2 separate regions of the Homo sapiens genome follow, and region 2 is linked to region 1. Evidence: chromatin loops called from intact Hi-C (ENCODE). Cell type or tissue: K562. All regions are shown on one strand. Each heading gives the region's core, and the rest is flanking DNA. Links, peaks and the distances in the headings are about the cores only. Region 1 overlaps MYO1D (myosin ID). Region 2 overlaps LOC124903979 (a long non-coding RNA gene).

Evidence for each region. Peaks named below come from ENCODE experiments on the same cell type or tissue, not always from the same donor. Only the 100,000 strongest peaks of a DNase experiment are listed, where the experiment ranks them.
Region 2: it touches region 1 in a loop (6-fold over the local background); 13 of 110 quality-filtered maps call a loop at or near these places.

The regions. Positions count from the first base shown.
Region 1 is chr17:32,749,947-32,760,580 of GRCh38, reverse strand. MYO1D (myosin ID) reads left to right here. Exons shown (of 22, transcript NM_015194.3): 9 at 1-99; 10 at 177-291; 11 at 4,919-5,089. Among named protein-coding and RNA genes, the nearest start is that of MYO1D-DT, 120 kb to the left of the region's middle. In K562, for the core only: a CTCF peak has its summit at 5,303 (motif pointing right); a DNase peak (open chromatin) is centred at 5,350.
Region 2 is chr17:32,247,996-32,258,629 of GRCh38, reverse strand. LOC124903979 (a long non-coding RNA gene) reads right to left here. Exons shown (of 2, transcript XR_007065709.1): 2 at 5,256-5,545. It overlaps LOC105371731 (a long non-coding RNA gene), which reads left to right. Exons shown (of 3, transcript XR_934665.2): 3 at 1-596. Among named protein-coding and RNA genes, the nearest start is that of RHBDL3, 13 kb to the left of the region's middle. In K562, for the core only: a CTCF peak has its summit at 5,406 (motif pointing left); a DNase peak (open chromatin) is centred at 5,379; H3K27me3 peaks cover 4,094 bases.

The sequences.
Region 1 (10,634 bases), core at 1,225-9,224:
TATTATTGAGGTCAAGAACTATGACACCACAATCCATGGGAAAAACACTGTTATTGGTGTCTTGGATATCTATGGCTTTGAAATCTTTGACAACAACAGGTAAACTGGAAAAGATACTTAAAACCTTGTTGCCTGTTTTCTATTTGTTGAAACTTAATTTATTCCTTTTCTTGTAGTTTTGAACAATTCTGTATCAATTACTGCAATGAGAAACTGCAGCAGCTATTTATTCAGCTGGTTCTGAAGCAAGAACAAGAGGAATACCAGCGGGAAGGGATCCCCTGGAAACATGTGAGTGGACTCTTATGGAAAATGCCTTCATGTGTTTCTCATATTATTGATAATGTCAAATTTTATTTTAGGTATTTCTTGATCTTTTGGGGGTATTTGAAACATCTGAACCTTAGCTTTCCTTTTTGGGATATGTAAATACAATTAATTTCATCATTTTTAGGTGGGATTGCTATAATTTGATAGACTGCCTTGTTGATGCCCAGAACATCCTGAGTTAGAACCAGTAAACCTGTTTTCACTTTATGGCTGCTACCACGTGGACTTACTGGTTTATATCTGTCTGTTAGGTTTAGCATACTTTATTAAGTTATACCTTAAATTGGCTGAACTTTGCTTCAGAATCTAGTTTCTTCTTCCCTTTTTCCTCCTTTTTCTCCTCTTCTACTTTGTAGACTATATGGTATTTTATTGTCTTCAGTTAATGTTGTTTATATTCTCTGAAACCTACACATTAAAATACTTGTTTTACTTTGCATTTTCTTGTGTATTACACTTCAATTATCACCTCTACTCTAATCAATCTTTGGGAACTTTTGTATTTGTCAGAGGCAAACTAATCTGGTAAGATATAGCTGGAAAGTATAATGGGTGCACAGTGCAAACCACAGAGATCAAAGCTAAAAGGCATGACTTGTTTGGTTTTTAAATTTCCTGTGATAAGACCTTCTGTTTATGATAGAAATGAGACATAGTAATTTTTCTTGTAAGTTTGTATTTTTAAGCAATTTTGAGAATAAACTTGAAAAATACAAAAACTTTTAAGTTTCTGTAGTTTGAGTTTATATGATTGTTCATCCTCTTGCCAGAGAATAGAAATGAAGCCAGTATTTGTTTTTTGTTATCCAATATAATAGCAGCAAAAAAATATTTGAAATACTATATTTAAATGACTTTTATCTTCCTTCCTACCTATTTTCTATTTCCTCTCATTCTGAAATAAAGAGACAGTGATATAACAAATAGCTTTCCCGCCTCAAAATTGTATCTGCCTTCCATCATGTGTTAAACGTTAGAATACCATAAAACAGTTGCTCAGGTATATTGGCATAAATTTTACCTATCTGCATATAAACCAAAGGGCTATTTTATATAAGAATTATCTATAGTTTGACTTAAATAATGAACTCTCCTAATACAATTAAAATTTAATTCAGTTCAATTAAGTGTATATGAAGCTTTCTAAGAATGAAACTGTTGTATAATATAATACACGGTATAACTGAAGCTTGGATTTTTAATACCAAATTTAATCATAAAACTTGTTATTCAAATGTGATTCCAAGGTACTAGTCAAAAATATCCTTTCACAATCAGAATATCAAATTTCACAGACATAATTGACAACAGGGTAAGTAATGCAGTGGACTGTTCCAAACATCTCAAAAAGAATTAAGAATCCCAAAATGCAAAAAATTTTCGCTAAATAAACCAAGAACTATTTGTCCTAGAGGGAGCAGAAGGCTAACTCCAAGGTAACAGTTACTTACTACATGGCAGATCCCCCCACAATTAGAATCTCTATTCTGGGTAAAACCCCAAACTTCTAAACATAGTGATTCTTTTTAAAAGATTTTTTATTATGGAAAATTTTAAACACACATTAAGAAGACAGACTATAGTACAGTAAACCCTATATACCCATCACCTGGCTTTAACACGTACCAGTTGATTGCCAGTCTTATGCCATCTGTACTATACCCACCTACTCCCAGATTATTTTGAAGCAAATTTCAGATATCACATTATTTCATCTATTCAATTGGGTATCTATTCAGTAAATATTTCCATGTATTTCTCTAAGAGAGTTTTACAAAAACCATAATCACAATGCCATTATCATACCTAAAACATTAACAAAAATTCCTTAATATCATAAAATATCCAGTCAGTATACATGTTTCATATTTCCTTAATTGTCTTCTGGTTGTTGTTTTGCAGGTTAAATTTGGATCCAAATAAGTTTCTTACATTATGATTGATTGATAGGTCTCTTGCATATCTATAGATTTTCTCCATGTTTCTTTTTTTCCTTGAATGATCTCTCTTTGCAATCTTGTGTTGAAGAGAATGAGTCATTTGTTATGGAGTTCCCCACAGTCTGGATTTTGCTAATTGCATTCCTCAGGTGCCATTTAATATGTTTCTCTGTTTCTTGTATGTCCTGTATATTGGTTGTTAGATCTAGAGTCTTGACTGGATTCAGAGTCAGTTTTTTTCCACAGCCCATTTCATAGACTGTGTGTGAACTTCCACCAGGAGGTTCATAATGTCTGGTTATCTGGTACATTCACTTTTAAAAGCTTTCGATGCTGTAGTTTGCAAATCATTTTAACTATTGAGAACTTGATACTCAAGCACAAAGCTGTTTTATCTGGAGTGGGTATGAAAGGCCAGAGCCCCATGTCCCTAAGCTACCCCATCACAAGTCTTCTGGCTCCTGGTATCCCTTAGGAAACCTTACGGGAATGCCAAGTTGCTGGAAGAACTTAGTTTGAAAACTACTGGTTTAAGCAATGTTTGAAGCAGTATTAAACTTACAAACTGAAAGTTACTAGCAGAGACCAATAGCTTTTAATAATATAATTGGGATTTTAGGGAAGGTAATTCTTTAGTCCCTGGGACAAAAGACTTCGTCTTTAATTTCACAGTCCCGAAGTCTAAGATGTCAACTATTAATATAGAGCTCCTGCTTTTTGAGTATTTTTAGGATTTTTTTTCCAAAGATGGAAATAACTTTTCTCCCTAATTAGAAATGTAATAAATGCCCATAATGAAAGTAAATATTTAGACCTACACTGCTTCACCTCAGTACTACTGAGATTTTGTGCCAGATAGTTCTTTGTTGTGGAGGCTGTTCTATGCATTGTAGGATGTTTAGCAGCACCCCTGGCCTCTACCCACCAAATGACAGTAGCACCCCTACCCCATTTTGACTAGAAATGTCTCCTGATATTGCCAAATGTCCCCTGGTGAGCAAAATTCCCCCTATTCCCCTATTTGAGAAACTTTAGTTTAGACAGATCAGAAAAGTATAAAAAACAAAGTAAAAACTACCCAGTTTACAGGTTTCAGTCCATAAGATACAGAAGAGAACATGCAAGACTAGAAATGGAGCTAAAAGCCATGTACAAATAACTGGCATAAAACCTTGGATTTTAAAGCATGAAATGGGAATACATGAGTCACTTGAATGGTCTATTATGAGTATATAGACCTTATAGAAGGTAATGGAGACAGCAATCAGTTTAGGTAACTCCTGCGTAAGATGGGACATAGCAAGATTAAACTGTGTGATCATAAGCTGCCCCTCTTTGAGATGTGCAGCTTGCCTGAGTTGGCCTTTCTTTGTGTGCCTTCTGTGTGTAGTGATAGGTACATTGCAGGCTGTCAGAATAAACAGGTGTGGCAGAGGATTGTTGGACAAACCTTGTACATGTATAGTTGCTGAAAAGCCAGAAGTTATTTATAACTTCATTCACCTTGTGGAAGTAAAGGAAAAGCTTTTTCTTATCTTTTATAGATATTTATTTCTCAGAATTAAATTCTTTATATTATGCCTAGAAAAATGTAAAAATTCTACTGAATTTTTTCAAATTGTTCAAAATTCTATTGAAGCTTTTTAACTTTGGGGAAACCAAAAGAAATGCTCTTTTGGATTTTAGTCATTCAGGGTCATGTAACTAAAAATGCAAGTTCTTTTTTTTTTTTTTCCGTTTTAAGTGGAGTTTATTTAACACTAAGAGATAAAGGGTTGTTAACAAACACAATGACAAATGGACATCTGATTGGGATGAGGCATTATCCTGTACACATAATGTTGATATTTTTGTGTACCCTCAGTGCATGGCATTTACACATAGAGCCACTACTGCACAGCACAAGAGTATCTGAAGAGGCTGAATCAGAGTAAGGCTGTTTAAAAGACTGAAATTTTTTAGTATATATATTCTGCATGAAAACAGAACTTTTGAACTGGCAGGTAGAAGGCAACTCTGCCAAACACTACAGTTAAAGCCCCCACTTTAGTGCACAGTTCCACCCCTTCCATCTGCATGCGTGACACATTAACAGTATTTAAAGGTAAACGAGGCACTTTGTGGCAACTGCAGCCATCGTTATGAACATATTGCACAAAATTTCTAGAACTAAACATTTAACTTGTACCCTACTTTTATAAAATTGCAAGTTTTGTGTAGTACCTTAACTTTATTATGAAGTAGTATATCAGATAATACTTTAAGGTTATTTGTTGGCCCTTTGTGGAAGGTGGACCTTACAGTTAATGGCAGGCAGATTGGTATGAAGGAGTAGGGTTGGGTGTGGGATCTGGAGGCAGGATTAAAATGAGTTTGTAATGGGAGAAATGGTGTCTACCTTATTATCTTTGCCTTGGGCTGTACTAATCTCAGACGGTGTATTTCATGATAGAAAGTTAACAAAGAAATTTAAAAATAAACCTCTGTTAGAATGTGTACTCTTTTTAGCGTAAGACCTCTTTAATGTTATTCACACATTTGACACCAAAGTAGTTTTACCTGAACTCCTGATACAAATGGGAGCATCAGGGTTTAACCTGGCCTGGTCACTGTTCTCTTCAGAATTCCCTCCTTGCTGTGTCCTACAGATTGACTACTTCAACAATCAGATCATTGTTGACCTCGTGGAGCAACAGCACAAAGGGATCATTGCAATCCTTGATGATGCTTGCATGAATGTCGGCAAAGTCACCGATGAAATGTTTCTTGAAGCACTTAACAGTAAATTGGGCAAACACGCCCATTTTTCCAGCCGAAAGGTAATGTGTTTAATGACACCTTCTTCCTTTTATCTGTGAGGTTCTCCTTATTGTTTGATGGAGTTCAACGACTTTATATGTTGGGATAAAAGAATGTCCCCTTTAATAAGAAAGAAAAGTCATAAACATTCATTAAATGATTTGTTGCTGTGGATAAATTCTGCCTCTCTGGTTTATAGTATGAAGAAATTGATAAAATCATGTTAATCCAGGAGAGGGAGCTCCAGACTATGCAATTTGGTAGAAACAGGAAAAATGAGCATGATTCTTTAGAAAGCATGATGTCATTTGTAACCAATAGATGTAGAGTCCTTGCTCATGTGCTAGAATTTTACTCCTGCATCTGATAATTCTGGCATGGAAAATAGCTTTTGTCCTTGACTTTTTACTGTAATCCTCAGTAACAAAATGTGTTGTGCACTCTGCTGTACTTCTTCAGATCATATGACTTCCTTGAAAACAGAGAGATTCTAGTTGTAATTCTAGTTATTACAGAGAAACTTATTCATTAAATAAATGGGTATCCTTTTAACTCTCCATTTTTCAGGATCTAAAAAAGTGATAAACAGATCACATATCTGTAGTAATTGGTGACAATTGTGCTTATCAGACCTTTGTGCTGATATGGACATATCATTTGCATGGAATATTCCATTTGCATGGAATATGTTTGCTATTAATATTTGTTCAAGAAATTTGTGTTAGAAGAGGAACACATCATCATCGCCCCTGAGACTTCCCTACCCATAGTCTTGTCTAGTAACCATATGCTAAAGGGAAAACAGGCCCTTGCTCCTTCACATCCATAGAAAAAGGGGGCAAACATTTCTGCCTCTCCAGAGTTCCATGTAAATCTCTGACACTGCCATTTTTTAGTGTGAATAAAGTCTATTTTCTAACTTATCTCCTTTGAAATTATGTAATCAGAACAGAGAAATTCCACAATTAACTAGCTAAAGCCCAAATCGTCAAGAAATAGATTACTAGCTGACATTTATTTTAGGCCAGTTTTTTCTAAAATATTCTCCTTGGTCTGTTACTGAGGATTGATAGTAACCCTACTACAAATTGGCTTTCAGATACTACAGTCTGCTCTTTCATGTTAGGGTTTTGGGTTAGAGGTACTGCTTCAGTCATTCCCTATTTACACCACAAATACCTAATAAGTGCTTCTCATCTTCCAGGTGCAATCCTAGGTGCTGGGGACAGAGTACTGGGCAAAGTTAGAAGTCACCTAAATAATTTAGAGTGATGCTTTTAAAGATGGCATGATTACATGGGCAAATGTCCTATCTTTGAGGGAAAGTTTATAAATGCCCTTTATAATCACAGTTCAGGTTTGGAGACTCACTTAGCACGGTGCCTACCAGATGGTAGACATTTAATCAGTGTTTGTAAAGTTGAATTGAATTGTTCCCAATCATGTCAAATAAATCTTATTTAAATTTTCATTTAAATTAGCTATGAGTCTCACATGAGAAATCAAATCCACCTCATTTTGATATCTTCTACCTTGGCCATTTATATACCTGAATTAAATGTGTCAACCAAATATTTTGAAATATAATATCATTCCTTTTTTTTTTTTTTCTTTTGAGATGGAGTCTCACTCTGTTGCCCAGGCTAGAGTGCATGGTGCAATCTTGGCTCACTGCAACCTCCGCCTCCCGAGTTCAAGCAATTCTCCTGCCTCAGCCTCCCAAGTAGCTGGGATTACAGGCACCTGCCATCATGCCCAGCTAATTTTTGTGTTTTTGTAGAGACGGAGTTTCACCATGTTGGCCAGGATGGTCTTGAACTCCTGACCTCAGTTCATCTGCCCACATGGGTCTCCACAAGTGCTGGGATTACAGGCATGAGCCACCACGCCCAGCCATGTCATTTGTAAGAGTAACTGTACATACCACATCAGTATTTGCTACTGATTTGACATGAAATGCTAAATAGTAATTTGTCTGTGGAGAGGATTTTCTTTTTCTTTTTCAAATTTATGGGAGCCCAGGTTTCCCAACTTTCAGACCAAGTGGCTCTTTCTTTTGGTATCCCTAAGACAAGTGCTGAGGTAGTGATTATTTATTTGTTTATTTATTTATTTTTATTATTTTAGATCTGGGAGGTGTACATGTTCAGGTTTGTTACGTGGATATATTGCATAAAGGTAAACTTTGGGCCTCTAGCTTACCTATCACCCAGATAGTGAACATTGTACCCAATATGTAATTTTTCAACTCTCACCCCCTGCTTTTGGAGTCCCCAGTGTCTTATTTCCATCTTTGTGTTCATGCATATGCATTGTTTAGCTACCACTTACAAGCGAAAATGTACATTATTTCACCTAGTATAATGGCCTCCAGCTCTACCCCTGTTGCTGCAAAGGACATGGTTTCATTCTTTTTTATGGCTGCATAGTATTCCATTATATATATGTATATCACATTTTCTTTCTATCCAATCATTTGTCGATAGACACTTAGATTGATTGTTTCCATGACTTTGCTATTGTGAATAATGTTATGGTAAACATACGAGTACAAATATCTTTTCGTTATACCTGGTAGTGGAATTGCTAGATCAAATGGTAGTTCTATTTTTAGAACTACCATTTAAAAGAAATGTTTACATTCTTTGAGAAGTCTCCATACTGTTTCCCATAGAAGTTGTATTAATTTACATTCCCACCAACAATGTATAAGCATTTCCTTTTCTCCACATCCATGCCATCTGTTTTTGACATTTTTAGTAATAGCCATTCTGACTGGTATAAGACGATATCTTATTGTGGTTTCAATTTATATTTCTCTGATGATTAGTGATGTTGAACATTTTTTCAAATGTTTGTTGGCTGTTTGTATTTCTTCTTTTGAAAAATACCTGTTCATGTTCTTTGCCTACTTTTTAATGGGGTTATGTGATTTTTTTGTTATTTAGTTATTTGAGTTCCTTGTAGATTCTGAATATTAGTTCTTTGTTGGAGGCATAATTTACAGATATTTTCTCTGATTGTGTAGGTTGTTTGTTTACTCTGTTGGTTATTTCTTTTGCTGGGCAGAACCTTTTTAGTTTAATTAAGTCTCATTTGTTTTTGTCACATTTGTTTTTGAGGTCTTGGTCATAAATTCTTTGCCTAGGCCAATGTCCAGAAGAGTTTTTCCTAGGTTTTCTTCTAGGATTTTTATAGCTTCAGGTTTTATATTTAAGTCTTGAATTCATCTTAAGTTAGTTTTTGGGTATGGTGAGAGACAGGGGTCCAATTTCATTCTGCTGTATATGGCTAGCTATTTTTCCCAGTACCACTTAGTGAATAGCGTATGCTTTCTCCATTGTTTATTTTTGTCAACTTTGTCAAAGATCAGTTGATTGTAGGTATACAGCTTTATTTCTGGGCTCTCTGTTGTGTCCCATTGATCTATATGTCTATTTTTGTAACAGTGCCATGCTGTCTTGGTTACAATAGCCTTGTAGTATAATTTTGAAGACAGGGTAATGTGATGCCTCTGGTTTTGTTCTTTTTGCTTAGAATTGCTTTGGCTATTTGGGCTGTTTTTTGGTTCTATATGAACTTTAGGATTGTTTTTCTAATTCTGTGAAAAATGACATTGGTAATTTGATAGGAAATGCATTGAATTTTTAGATTGCTTTGGTCAGTATGGGCATTTTAATGACATTAATTCTTCCAATCCATGAGCATTGTATGTTTTTTCATTTTTTTGTGTCATCTATGACTTCTTTTGTCAGTGTTTTGTAGTTCTCCTTGTAGAGATCTTTCACTTCCCTGTTTAAATATATTCCTAGGGTTTTCTTTTGTGTGAGTGTTTGTGGATATTGTAAATGGGATTGAGTTCTTGATTTGGTTCTTAGCTTCAGTGTTATCAGTCGTGTATAGAAATGCTTATTTATTTTTGTACATTGATTTTATATCCTGAAACTTTACTGAAGTTGCTTATCAAGTCTAGGAGTCTTTTGGAAGTCTTTAGGGTTTTCTAGGTATTAGATCATGTTATCAGTGAACAGGAATTATTTGACTTCTGTTTTCCAGTTTGAATACCTTTTATTTCTTTGAGATAGAGATTTTTTAAATGTCTTCTTCTTTGGGATTTTTACCTAATGAAGAAAAGAAATGATCAAACTATCAAAATATTTTAATCACTGTGAACTGTTTATTACACATGCTATTCTGTGTGTTGAGCTGGATATCATCATTTGCTACGGGTTACTGATTAGCTAGACTTATTGGCATGTTAAATTAGAGGTTTCTGTCTTGTGACAGTTATTTCATTTAGGGACTACATTGCTTCTTCCGTATTAAAGTTACCATGGAGAGACAGGCAAATAATCCAATAAAGCATAAAATTATTATTTAAATTATTAATATAAAAAGTTAAATGATAAATACATAACTGCTATTACCAAAAAAAATAAAGAAAAATCTAAAACCTCCTGTGTTCAGATCAGTTGCAACTTTGCAGTATCCAAATGTAAGAATGTTCCATTAGTGTAGACATCTCTTGGGTCCTTTTCCTTAAGGGGTTTTATAAATAAAACAGTTTGTAAAAGGGGTTAATAAGAGAGAGAGCAGAAAAGGGGAACTAAGTATTTTGGAGACCTCTCTGTATGGTAGATGCTTTGTTCTCAATAGTTCATTTAATCCTCAGAACAACTCTCTGAGATAAGTAATTATTAAAGAAGTCAGAGTGAGTAGATGGTAGAGGCAAGATTTGAACCGTGGAGGTCTGACTCTAATTTCCTGTAATTATTCACTTGTCAAATTAATAGAATACACCTTTCAGGTTGAGATTATTTGTTATCGAACATTAGAACCTAAGTGGTTTTTGTATATTTCCCTAGGAAAATTTATTTATTTATTTATTTATTTATTGAGACAGAGTCTTGCTCTTGTCGCCCAGGCTGGAGTGCAGTGGCATGATCTCGGCTCACTACAAGCTCTGCCTCCCAGGTTCATGCTATTCTCCCGCCTCAGCCTCCCGAGTAGCTGGGACTACAGGCGTCTGCCACCACGCCCGGCTAATTTTTTGTATTTTTTTCATAGAGACAGGGTTTCACTGTGTTAGCCAGGATGGTCTCAATCTCCTGACCTCGGAATCCGCCCGCCTCAGCTTCCCAAAGTGCTGGGATTACAGACGTGAGCCACCACGCCTGGCCTCCCCAGGGAAACTTTTGTGGACTCTCCTAGATGTCTGCTTAAGAAACTATAAGATTCCAAGTGATTCTTAACAGGGCAGACAAAGAAGTCTAGATGCTACTGTAACAAGGAAGATTGTAGAAAGTCATAGAGACCTCCACAGCCATATAAAAACTGCCTTCCCATAAACTATTCCTCTTCAGGGAGAAAAGGAGCTGCAGAAGCTTTATCTTCTGTGAAATGATAGTCCTGAACTGGAGTCTCAGCTTAGCAGACAGATGAGCCAGGCCTCCATGTACATAAGAGAGCACAGATGTTACATTCGATTCCAGGAGTCCTTTCCAGGGGTACCACTTACTAGCTATGTGATCTTGGGCCAATTGCTTAACCTCTTTGAACCTCAGT
Region 2 (10,634 bases), core at 816-8,815, 500 kb after region 1:
ACTTCTCAGTGCACATTGTAAATACCATCTGTCACACTGCCTGCCCAGATGCGGCCTTCCTCCCTGCAAAGGAAGCATTCTTTATTATTTATGCAGAATGCACCCTACTTAAGTGTTGCACCACCAGCAGAGAGAAGACAAAGCCTGGAAGAGTCAAGGACTCCAGGGATCTGCTTTTCGGATAGCAGCCGGTTGGGAGGGGCTTGGTCATCCATCTTTCTGGGGTGGGAGGTTCATTCAGTCGGGCAAGGGCACTTCCCTAGGAATTAGGAGGCCTGCGTTCTCAGCTTAGTTCTCTCACCAGCTTGCTGTGTGACCTTGGGCAGACACCTCACCCCCATGGGCCTCCATTTTTTTTTTCCATCTGTAAATGCAGGGGTCAGACTAGATGATCTATGACATCCCTTCCAGCTCTAAATTCAATTGGTGTCCCTCTAACCCTTCTCCATCCTGTGCGGGCCCAGAAGCCTGTTCATTACCGTCAGCTCTCCTTCCCAGCTGGCAGGGGAAATACAGTTCAGGATCTGATTTCTTTTTCTTTTTCTTTTTCTTTTTTGAGACAGAGTTTTGCTCTTGTTGCCCAGGTGCTGGAGTGTAATGGCGCGATCTTAGCTCACCGCAACCTCTGCCTCCCGCATCCTCCTCCTCCCGGGTTCAAGTGATTCTCCTGCCTCAGCCTCCTGAGTAGCTGGGATTACAGGCATGTGCCACCATGCCCAGCTAATTTTGTATTTTTAATAGAGACGAGGTTTCTCCATGTTGGTCAGGCTGGTCTCGAACTCCCAACCTCAGGTGATCTGCGTGCCTTGGCCTCCCGAAGTGCTGGGATTACAGGCGTGAGCCACCGCGCCCGGCAGGATCTGATTTCTTAGTACCTGAGAGCAGGACAAGGGGCCAGCAGACCTAGGCTCTTGTCCAAGCTCTGTCACTGTTTAGCCTTGTGGCCCTGGGGAAGGCAGTTTCCTAATCTCAGTTTTGTCTTTTGTGAAACCAGTGGGAGGGACTAAGAGATTTCTGGAGGAGAATCCATCTCTAAATTCCATAATCCCTGATTTTCCCTTCCAAAACACTGCTGATAAACACGTTTACAGACCAAGTCTCTAGACCTGGAGATTAGTGAAACATAGTTCTCTGCCCTCAGTGAACTCGAAGTCAGGTGGAAAAGGCATGCTAGCTAAAAACAACTGCAGGTGCAATGTGACAGGTACAAGTAGAGATGGGTGCAAAGGATGTGGTGGCATTAAGGCGTCCAAGTAGGTGATGCTGGAGCTGGATCTTAAAAGATTGAGTAGGAGTTCACCAGGTGGATGGGGCCTGATGTGTTCAAGACAGAAGGAACTGCATGTACTAAGGCAGGAAGGTGTGAATCTGCATTGGAACTGCCCACTTGTCCACTGTTAGGCTGACAGTGACATTCGGGGAGTCTTTGCATTGACTGCTTCCTCTGCCCCCCCTTTAGAACAATCTGGTACTCCCTGGGTTGGGATGAGGGGACTTATGGTTGACGGCTCCATATGGCTTCCCTGCCCATGAAGTGCATCACCAAGGAGATGAGTGACTTGAGTAAGTCTCCCCTTCCACATGCCGGTATCTGTTCTCTGAATGAAAATCAGCGAAGCAGACTGAAACTGAGGGGCTGGCTCAAAGGGTCTGAAGGTGACCCATAACTCTTCAGCCTCGCCCACCATCAGGCCAGGTCAGAGGAGGAACGTGGCACTGTGCAAAATGGGGCCCAGTGGCTGACGTGGGCCGTCTCGGTTTGTTGGGCATCCTCCCCTGTGCAGCCAAAGCACGTGATCTGTCCTACAGCTGGGGTGGCCTGTTGTGGCTCCTTGGGGAGCTGTCCACGTCATCTGCAGAGAGATGAAATCAACCTGTCCCTTCTCCGTGAAGGACATCCTGCAACAGAAATGCACTTCCCCCAAACCCAGCTTCTCAATGTGGTCACTGTAGCTCTGGGCTGCAGCTCACATGCCTGGCTCTGCATACTCCAAAATACACAAGAACGGCAGAGGGGAGACGCATGCATCCAAGACATCATTAGCTGTGAGCAGCCTCATAGGCTGTGAGCCATGGGGTTAACCAGGCTCAGAGAAGGCCTGCAAAGCGGCAGTAAACATTCTGCTGGCTTGGCTTGGCTTGCTGCAACAATTTATATCCCAGGAAAAAAAGGGGCCAAAAGTCACGGAAATAACAGAAATGCTGAAGGAACTGGCACATTTGCCAGATGGTTCCTGGGGCACAATCGTATTTGCAGAGGGACAGTCTGCAGCGGAGGTCCTTTCATCAGAGAGCAAAGACTCTGGCTGACCGCTCATTCATTATCCCAGGACTCACTTGGAGGAGGGTGGTGGCTGGAGCACACCCACGCTTGTCCTTCCTTCCCGGAACCTTGAAGCTGTGGTTGCCTGAAGCTGAAGTGGCATTTGGGATTGGGCCTCTCCAAACACCCACAGCTCTGCTTCTTTAGACACCTGCCACCTGTGTCTCTTTTTCCCAACTTACACCAGCCAGTCCATTCTCCCAGCTGCCAGCTGTCATTTTCTCCTTAGTGCAACTGGTCAGATTTTAGTAAATAACACAGCTTGGGCTCTGACAATATGAATTCAGTTGTGCTGCCAGGGCCGAACTATGAGGCAGTAGGGACAAGGCTGGGACAGGCTAAGTGGGCTTGAAAATATGAATAACCCGGCTGGGCGCGGTGGCTCACGCCTGTAATCCCAGCACTTTGGGAGGCAGAGGCGGGCAGATCACGAGGTCAGGAGATCGAGACCATCCTGGCTAACACGGTGAAACCCCGTCTCCACTAAAAATACAAAAAAAAAATTAGCCGGGCATGGTGGCGGACGCCTGTAGTCCCATCTACTTGGGAGGCTGAGGCAGGAGAATGGCGTGAACCTGGGAGGCGGAGCTTGCAATGAGCCGAGATCGCGCCACTGCACTTCACCCTGGGCGACAGAGCGAGACTCCGTCTCAAAAAAAAAAAAAAGAAAAGAAAAGAAAAGAAAATATGAATAACTGGAAGGGCATTTAAAATTATTTGCTGCATTATCACAGAATTTTCAAGAACTCATTGCTTTGTCCTGGTATTGCATATGTCTGTGTTTGTCTTCCTCCATTAAACTAGAGACTTTTTTTTTTTTTTGAGACAGACTCTCGCTCTGTCACTCAGGCTGGAGTGCAGTGGCGCAATCTCAGCTCCCTGCAATCTCCACCTCCCAGGTTCAAGCAATTCTCCTGCCTCAACCTCCCAAGTAGCTGGAACTACAGGAGCATACTACCAAATCTGGCTAATTTTTTTGTATTTTTAGTAGAGATGGGGATTTACCATGTTGGCCAGGCTGATCTTGAACTGGTCTCAAATGATCCACCTGCTTCAGCCTCCCAAAGCCAGGATTCCAGGCATGAGCCACTGCGCCCAGCCTAAACTAGAGATTTTGAGCAGTAGGGAAGATGTCTGTCTTGGCTTTGCTACATTCTCCATGCGGATTGGTGGTTATAGCCTGAATCATGCTGTTGCCCCCAGAAACCTTGGTCATGGGGGTGATGGGGTGAGGGTGAGTGGACAGTCAACACAAAGGCATCACTACAAGCAGAGGCCCTATTCTTGGTGGTCAGTGCCTACCTCTGCATAAGGACAGTGTCATAGCAGCAGAGGGAGGCTGTGCGTGGTCAGCTACTTATTGAAAGGGTGCCCACCTATTAGAAGTTCTATAATTGTCCATTTATTGCAACTTCTGTGTTATATGATGACCTCCTTAAGGAAAGGATGTCTCTATAATCATCTTACTTTCTCTACATCCTAGTACCATGCTTGTCAGTGTGGCATTGAGGGATTTGGTGGAAAACATACATATTTATCCATTTAGACTTCCATTTGCATCTGGCAGGATAACTTTCAGCAGGCTGGTTAACCTCAATGAGCCTCAGTTTCCTTGGATTTAAATGAGGCTAATATTACCCATCTTGTGAGGATGTAGGTAAAAAGGATGGGACAGTACTTGGCACAGAGTAGCTCTCAGTAAGCATCCGTTCCCCATTCCTTCCCCGCCCAGGATACTCAATACATGGAGTTGAATAAATGAATAAATTATTTCAGAGATGAATACACTTTGGCATCTTTCTTGGATATATTCACACTCCCCAAAGCCCAAATATTGCAGTTAAAAAAAAAACATCCAACGGCCGGGTGCGGTGGCTCATGCCTGTAATCTCAGCACTTTGGGAGGCCAAGGCGCGTGGATAGTTTGAGGTCAGGAGTTTGAGACCAGCCTGGCCAATGTGGTGAAGCCCCGTCTCTACTACAAATACAAAAGTTAGCCAGGCGTAGTGGTGAGCGCCTGTAGTCCCAGCTACTCGGGAGGCTGAGGCAGGAGAATCACTTGAGCCTGGGAGGCACAGGTTGCAATGAGCCAAGACTGCACCACTGCACTCCAGTTTGGGCGACAGAGTGAGACCCTGTCTGAAAAAAAAAAAAAAAAAAAAACAACTAGGTAACCGAATTTGCAGGAGGCAGCCATCCTACAGCAGGGGCTAAAATGGTTTCCAGCAGATGGAGAAGCACCTCTGTTGTTTTCTAAAGGGAAATACATGCCTGTAATCCCAGCACTTTGGGAGGCTGAGGTGGGAGGATCATTTGAGCCCAGGAGTTTGAGACCAGCCTGGGCAACATAGTGATACTCCATCCTGACAAATAAAAAATTTAAAAATTAGCTGGGCACAGTGGCAGGCACCTGTAGTCCCAGCTACTCAGAAGGTGGAGATGGGGGGATTGTCTGAGCCCAGGAGTTCAAGGCTGTAGTGAGCTGTGTTTGCACCACGGCACTCCAGCCTGGGTAACACAGTAAGACCTTGTCTCAAAAAATAAACAAATACATAAAATAAAATAATGCAAAGAAACTACATCAGGAAACACGACTAGACGTGGTGGATCACGCCTGTAATCCCAGCACTTTGAGAGGCCGAGGCGGGTGGATCACCTGAAGTAAGGAGTTCGAGACCAGCCTGGGCAACATGCGGAAAGCCCGTCTCTACTAAAAATACTAATATCAGCCGGGTGTGGTCGCGGGCGCCTGTAATCCCGGCCACTTGGGAGGCTGAGTAACGATAATCGCTTGAACCCAGGAGGCAGTTGTTGCTGTGAGCTGAGATGGCGCCACTGCACTCCTGCCTGGGCGACAAGACCAAGACTCCATCTCAAAAAAAAAGAAAAAGAAAAAGAAAGAAACTACATCAGGAAACAATGCCACAGGACCTTGTGTTTGACCTCTTTTATTTCTCTGCTTGATACAGAAAGCACCCAGTTGGTACCTAATAAATGCACACTAAAGGCTTTGCCTCCTTAGAGGTGCTGGAGTAGCAAGACTGGCTGGGCGCCACATGAAGTCCTGGAGCCACAGTGTCCTCTAGTGGGAAAATGAGGCCATAGCACCCCACAGAGCTGACAGACACACAGTGCGGTGCCAGAGCTGGGCAGTTTCCCTAAAGTGACCTGGATTAGTCTCAGTGCAGGCGCCAGGGCAGACTTCCAGGGCTGTTTTCATGCCTAGAAAACAAAAAACAAACAAACAATACACTTTACAGGACGTGTTTTTCTGCACGTATTACTCAGAAAGCCATTGCAGCCACATTTGTTCCTTAAAATTAATTGTCAGTCAATTTGCGGGTCTAGGCGATAATGATAGGCTAGCATCACAGAAAGAAACCAGATATTTGCTGCCTCTGATGGAAGTATACAGCACCCCCTAAGTATTTTTGCTACAGAATTGAACGTGAATCTGTTCAAGTCTCTAGATCCAATTCACAGGAAATACATTGGTCATTAATGAATAAATATATTTAGAAGAGTATGTTGAATGACACCACAGGTATATGATCAGGAAAATCCATACCATAGGAAACTACAGGACAAATCACCTGGTTTCGTCAGCAATATATATTTGATCCTGACTTAAAAAAAACAAGTGAAAAAAAAAGACTTGTTTAAAGAGTTGGGGCGATCCAAACACTGTATATTTGATCTTAAGGAATTGTGGTTTTTTTGAGACAGGGTCTTGTTCTGTCGCCAAGGTTGGAGTGCAATGGTGCCATCAGGTCTCACTGCAGCCTCGACATCCCAGGCTCAATCAATCCTCCTACCTCAGCCTTCTGGGTATCTGGCACTACAGGCCTGCACCACCATGCCTGGCTAATTTTTGTATTTGTCGACATGGGGTCTTGCCATGTTGACCAGGCAACTCCTGAGCTTGAACTCCTGAACTTAAGCGATCTGCCTACCTTCACCTCCCAAAGTGCCAGGATTACAGGCATGAGCCAACATGCTTGGCCAATAGTTCATTTTTAAAGTGTGAAGATGGTATTGTGGTTTTGTTTTGTTTTGTTTTAAGATTCTTTATACTTTAGAGGTACACACTGAAGTATTTTCAGATGAAATAATGGGCTATCTGGGCTTTGTTCAGCATAATTCCAAAATGGGTGGGGGAACAATGAAACAGATTGACCATGTTAGTAAGTGTTGAAGTTCAGTGGTGGGTACATGTACATGAGAGATCATTATACTATTTACTCTACTTTTGTTTTTATTTGAACATTTTAAAAAATATTTTAAAAAATCCTTACTAAGGTACGTTTTACTTTAATTCTCTTTGAGAGCCCATAGGTAACACCTTTAAAAGCCTTATTTTGCTGCCTCTGTGAGAAAACTATTTGACAGCTTCTGTAGGATGGGGTGTTATAGATTGCTTTCACCAAGCACATCTGAGAAGTATGGTCAGAATCGGGTGAACCTCTATGCTTTAAAACTTGAGGGTCAGGTGCAGTGGCTCATGCCCATAATCCCAGGACTTTGAGAGGCAGAAGTGGGAGGATCGCCTGAGCTTAGGATGTTCGAGACCAGCTTGGGCAATATAAGGAGACCTCACCTCTACAAAAAAATTTAAAAAGCTGGTGGGGGGTGGGCGTGGGCCTCTAGTCCCAGCTACTCAGGAGGCTGAGGCAGGAAGATTGCTTGAGCCCAGGAGATGGAGGCTGCAGTGAGCCGTGATGGCGCCACTGAACTCCAGCTTGGGTGACAGAGACCCTGTCTCAAAAAATAAATAAAATGGCACCATTTGAAAGAGCTTCTGTTCTTTTATTTACCCCTGGATAATAGGGTGGGAAGAGGCCAACGACCAGTGGACAGGTCATTTAAGGGCGGCTTTGACAAATGCTCTGACTCAAGGAAGCCAGTTGCACCTATGCTCCTGGCAATCTCCAGACTGTCTGCATGACGCTCTCTCCTGAGCAGTAACTCCTGACCAGAACTTCCCAAGAAAACCTCAGCAAGTGTATAGGTGGATTAAGCACCTCCTGCCTCCTTTGCAACCACCATTCTCCCCTCTGCACCAGCTTATATAAACACAGCTGTATCAGCAGCCCTCCAGCTGCCAACTCTCCTAGAAGATATTTGGCATTTTCCTATTCTGGCTAAAAATAAGTCTCAGGCTCTCCTGGGCATCTGCAGGTGGAGTGCTCATTCTGCCATGCTGGAGTTTTCTTAAGATGCTGTAAGTAAGAAACATGGAATTACTTGTATCATGTTCATGGCAGAAGCTCTGCTCCTTCCCTTGGGAAATGGTCACAAGCATAATCAAAGCTGAAAGGAGCCCTTCTGCCTGTCCCTAAAGGTCTTCACTCACTGGGTACTAACCTCGAACATGGCATCTGCAGACAGAGGGCATGGGTTCAAGTCCCAGTCCTTCTGGTTAGCTAGGTCTGGGACAGGTTCCTTAAACTCCTTGAGTCTTAGTTCTCTTATAATGGGCATGATAGTAATATCTACACCTCTTGGTTATGACAATTAAATGGTATGTGAAAAGGGCTTTGGAAACAGCCCTATAAATGTGCTATTTTTTTTCCTTCTTCTTCTTCTTTTTTTTTTTTGAGATGGAGTTTCACTCTTATTGCCTAGGCTGGAGTGCAATGGTGCGATCTAGGCTCATCGCAACCTCCGCCTCCCAGGTTCAAGCGATTCTCCTGCCTCAGCCTCCTGAGTAGCTGGAATTACAGACATGCGCCACCACACCTGGCTAATTTTGTATTTTTAGTAGAGACGGGGGTTTCTCCATGTCAGTCAGGCTGGTCTCGAACTCCCGACCTCAGGTGATCCGCTTGCCTCAGCCTCCCAAAGTGCTAGGATTACAGGCGTGAGCCACCGCACCCAGTCTATTTTTTTCCTTCTTAATACACTCTCCCACCCACCCCCCTTGGACCAACAGGCTCTCATTTATACACTCAACAAACACTTGAGACATTTTAAGAAAAGAAAACTTCAGACCAATATCCCTCATGAACATAGGTTCAGACATTCTTAAAATGTTGGCAAGTCACCTCTAACATATATGAATAGGATAATACATCGTGACCAAATGGGGTTAATCTCAGCACAGCAAGTTGGTTTAACATTTGTAAATCAATGTTGGCTGGGCGTGGTGGTTCATGCCTGTAATCCTAGCACTTTGGGAGGCTGAGGCAGGGAGACTGCTTGAGCTCAGGAATTTGAGACCAGCCTGGGCAACATTATGAGACCTTATAATGAGATTTTGTTTCTAAAATGTCAGCTAGGCGTTGTGGCACACGCCCATAGTACCAGTTACTTGGGAGATTGAGGTGGGAGGATTGCTTTAGCCTGGGTGATCGAGGCTGCAGTGAGCCGAGATCAAGGCTGCAGTGAGCCATGATTGCACCACTGCACTCCAGCCTGGGAGGCAGGGATCCCATCTAAAACAAAACAGAACCAAAAACTATGTTATTTACCATATTAACAGACTGAAGAAGGAAAACTATACGATAATCTCAATAGATGCAGAAAATCATCTGACAAAATTCAACATTTATTTATGACAGAAACTCTGAGGTGGTTGCTGTCCCAGGAACAGCCTGAAGGTGGGCAAAGGGGGAAGGAGGGAGACCAGTAGAAGCCTAGTCCATCAATCCCAGCTAGAGAAAGATTAGGGAGATAATTGGATCATGACGGTGGTGAGAGGTGGCCACTCTCTGATTATCTTGAAGGTAGGCCCAACAGGATTTGCTAATAGAATGACTGTAGGGAGTGAGGGAAAGAAAGTATCCAATAAGGATGACTCGGATATTTTTGGACTGATCAACTGAAAAGCTAAAGTTGTGGTTAATAATGATGGGGAAGATGGTGGGCATAGCAGATTTTGGTGGAATAGATCAAAAGTTTAATTTTGGACATGTTAAGTTTGAGATATACATTCAGCATCCAAGGTAAGGTGTCTAATAGGCAGAGGATATATAAATCTAAAGATAAAGAGAGAGACCATATTTGGGCTCTAAATTTGGGAGGCTTCAGCATATAGTTGGTGTTTAAATTTAGGAGAGAAATAAAATTACAAAAAATCTGAGAAAAGACAGAAAAAAGGTGTCAAGGACTCAGCCCTGTGTCTCTTCACCATTAAGATATCTGATAGAGGAAGACAATCCAGCAAAGAAGCCCGGAAAATAGTGGCCAGTGAGGCAGAAAGAAAACCAGGAGATTGTGGAGGCCAGAAGCAGACAGTGTTCCGAGGAGAAAGGAAATGTGTCAGATGCTGTTGCTGAGGGTAAGATAATGGCTGAGATCAGATGCTGTTGCTGAGGGTAAGACGATGGCTGAGATCAGATGCTCTTGCTGAGTGGTAAGACGATGGCTGAGAACTGATTGTTGAATTTGGCAATGTGGAGGACATTGGAGACCTTTACAAGAGCAGTTTCGGTATGGTAGGGGAGGTAACAAGCTGGGAGGAGTGGCTCAAGACAGAATAGGAACATCAATCTCTTCAAAAATTCTTCCAAAAAATAGAAAAGGGGAGAACACTTCCCAACTCATTCTGTGAGGCCAGTATTACCATGAAAAGTGTTACTTGGGGCCGGGCACGGTGGCTCACACCTGTAATCCCAGCATCTTGGGAGGCCGAGGCAGGTGGATCACGAGGTCAGGAGATGGAGACCATCCTGGCTAACACAGTGAAACGCTGTCTCTACTAAAAATACGAAAAATTAGCCGGGTGTGGTGGCAGGCGCCTGTAGTCCCAGCTACTCAGGAGGCTGAGGCAGGAGAATGGTGTGAACCAGGGAGGTGGAGCTTGCAGTGAGCCAAGATCACGCCACTGCACTCCAGCCTGGGAGATAGAGTGAGACTCCATCTCAGAAAAAAAAAGAAAAGTGTTACTTGGATAACAAAACTAGACAGAGACATCACAAGAAAACTACACCGGCCGGGCGCGGTGGCTCACGCCTGTAATCCCAGCACTTTGGGAGGCCGAGGCGGGCGGATCACGAGGTCAGGAGATCGAGACCATCCTGGCTAACACGGTGAAACCCCGTCTCTACTAAAAATACAAAAAATTAGCCGGGCGCAGTGGCGGGCGCCTGTAGTCCCAGCTACTTGGGAGGCTGAGGCAGGAGAATGGCGTGAACCCGGAAGGCGGAGCTTGCAGTGAGCGGAGATCGCGCCACAGCACTCCCGCCTGGGCGACAGAACGAGACTCCGTCTCAAAAAAAAAAAAAAAAAAAAAAAGAAAACTACACAATGATACACCTTATGCTATAGATGCAAACATCCTCAACAAAATACAAGCAAACTGAATCTAACA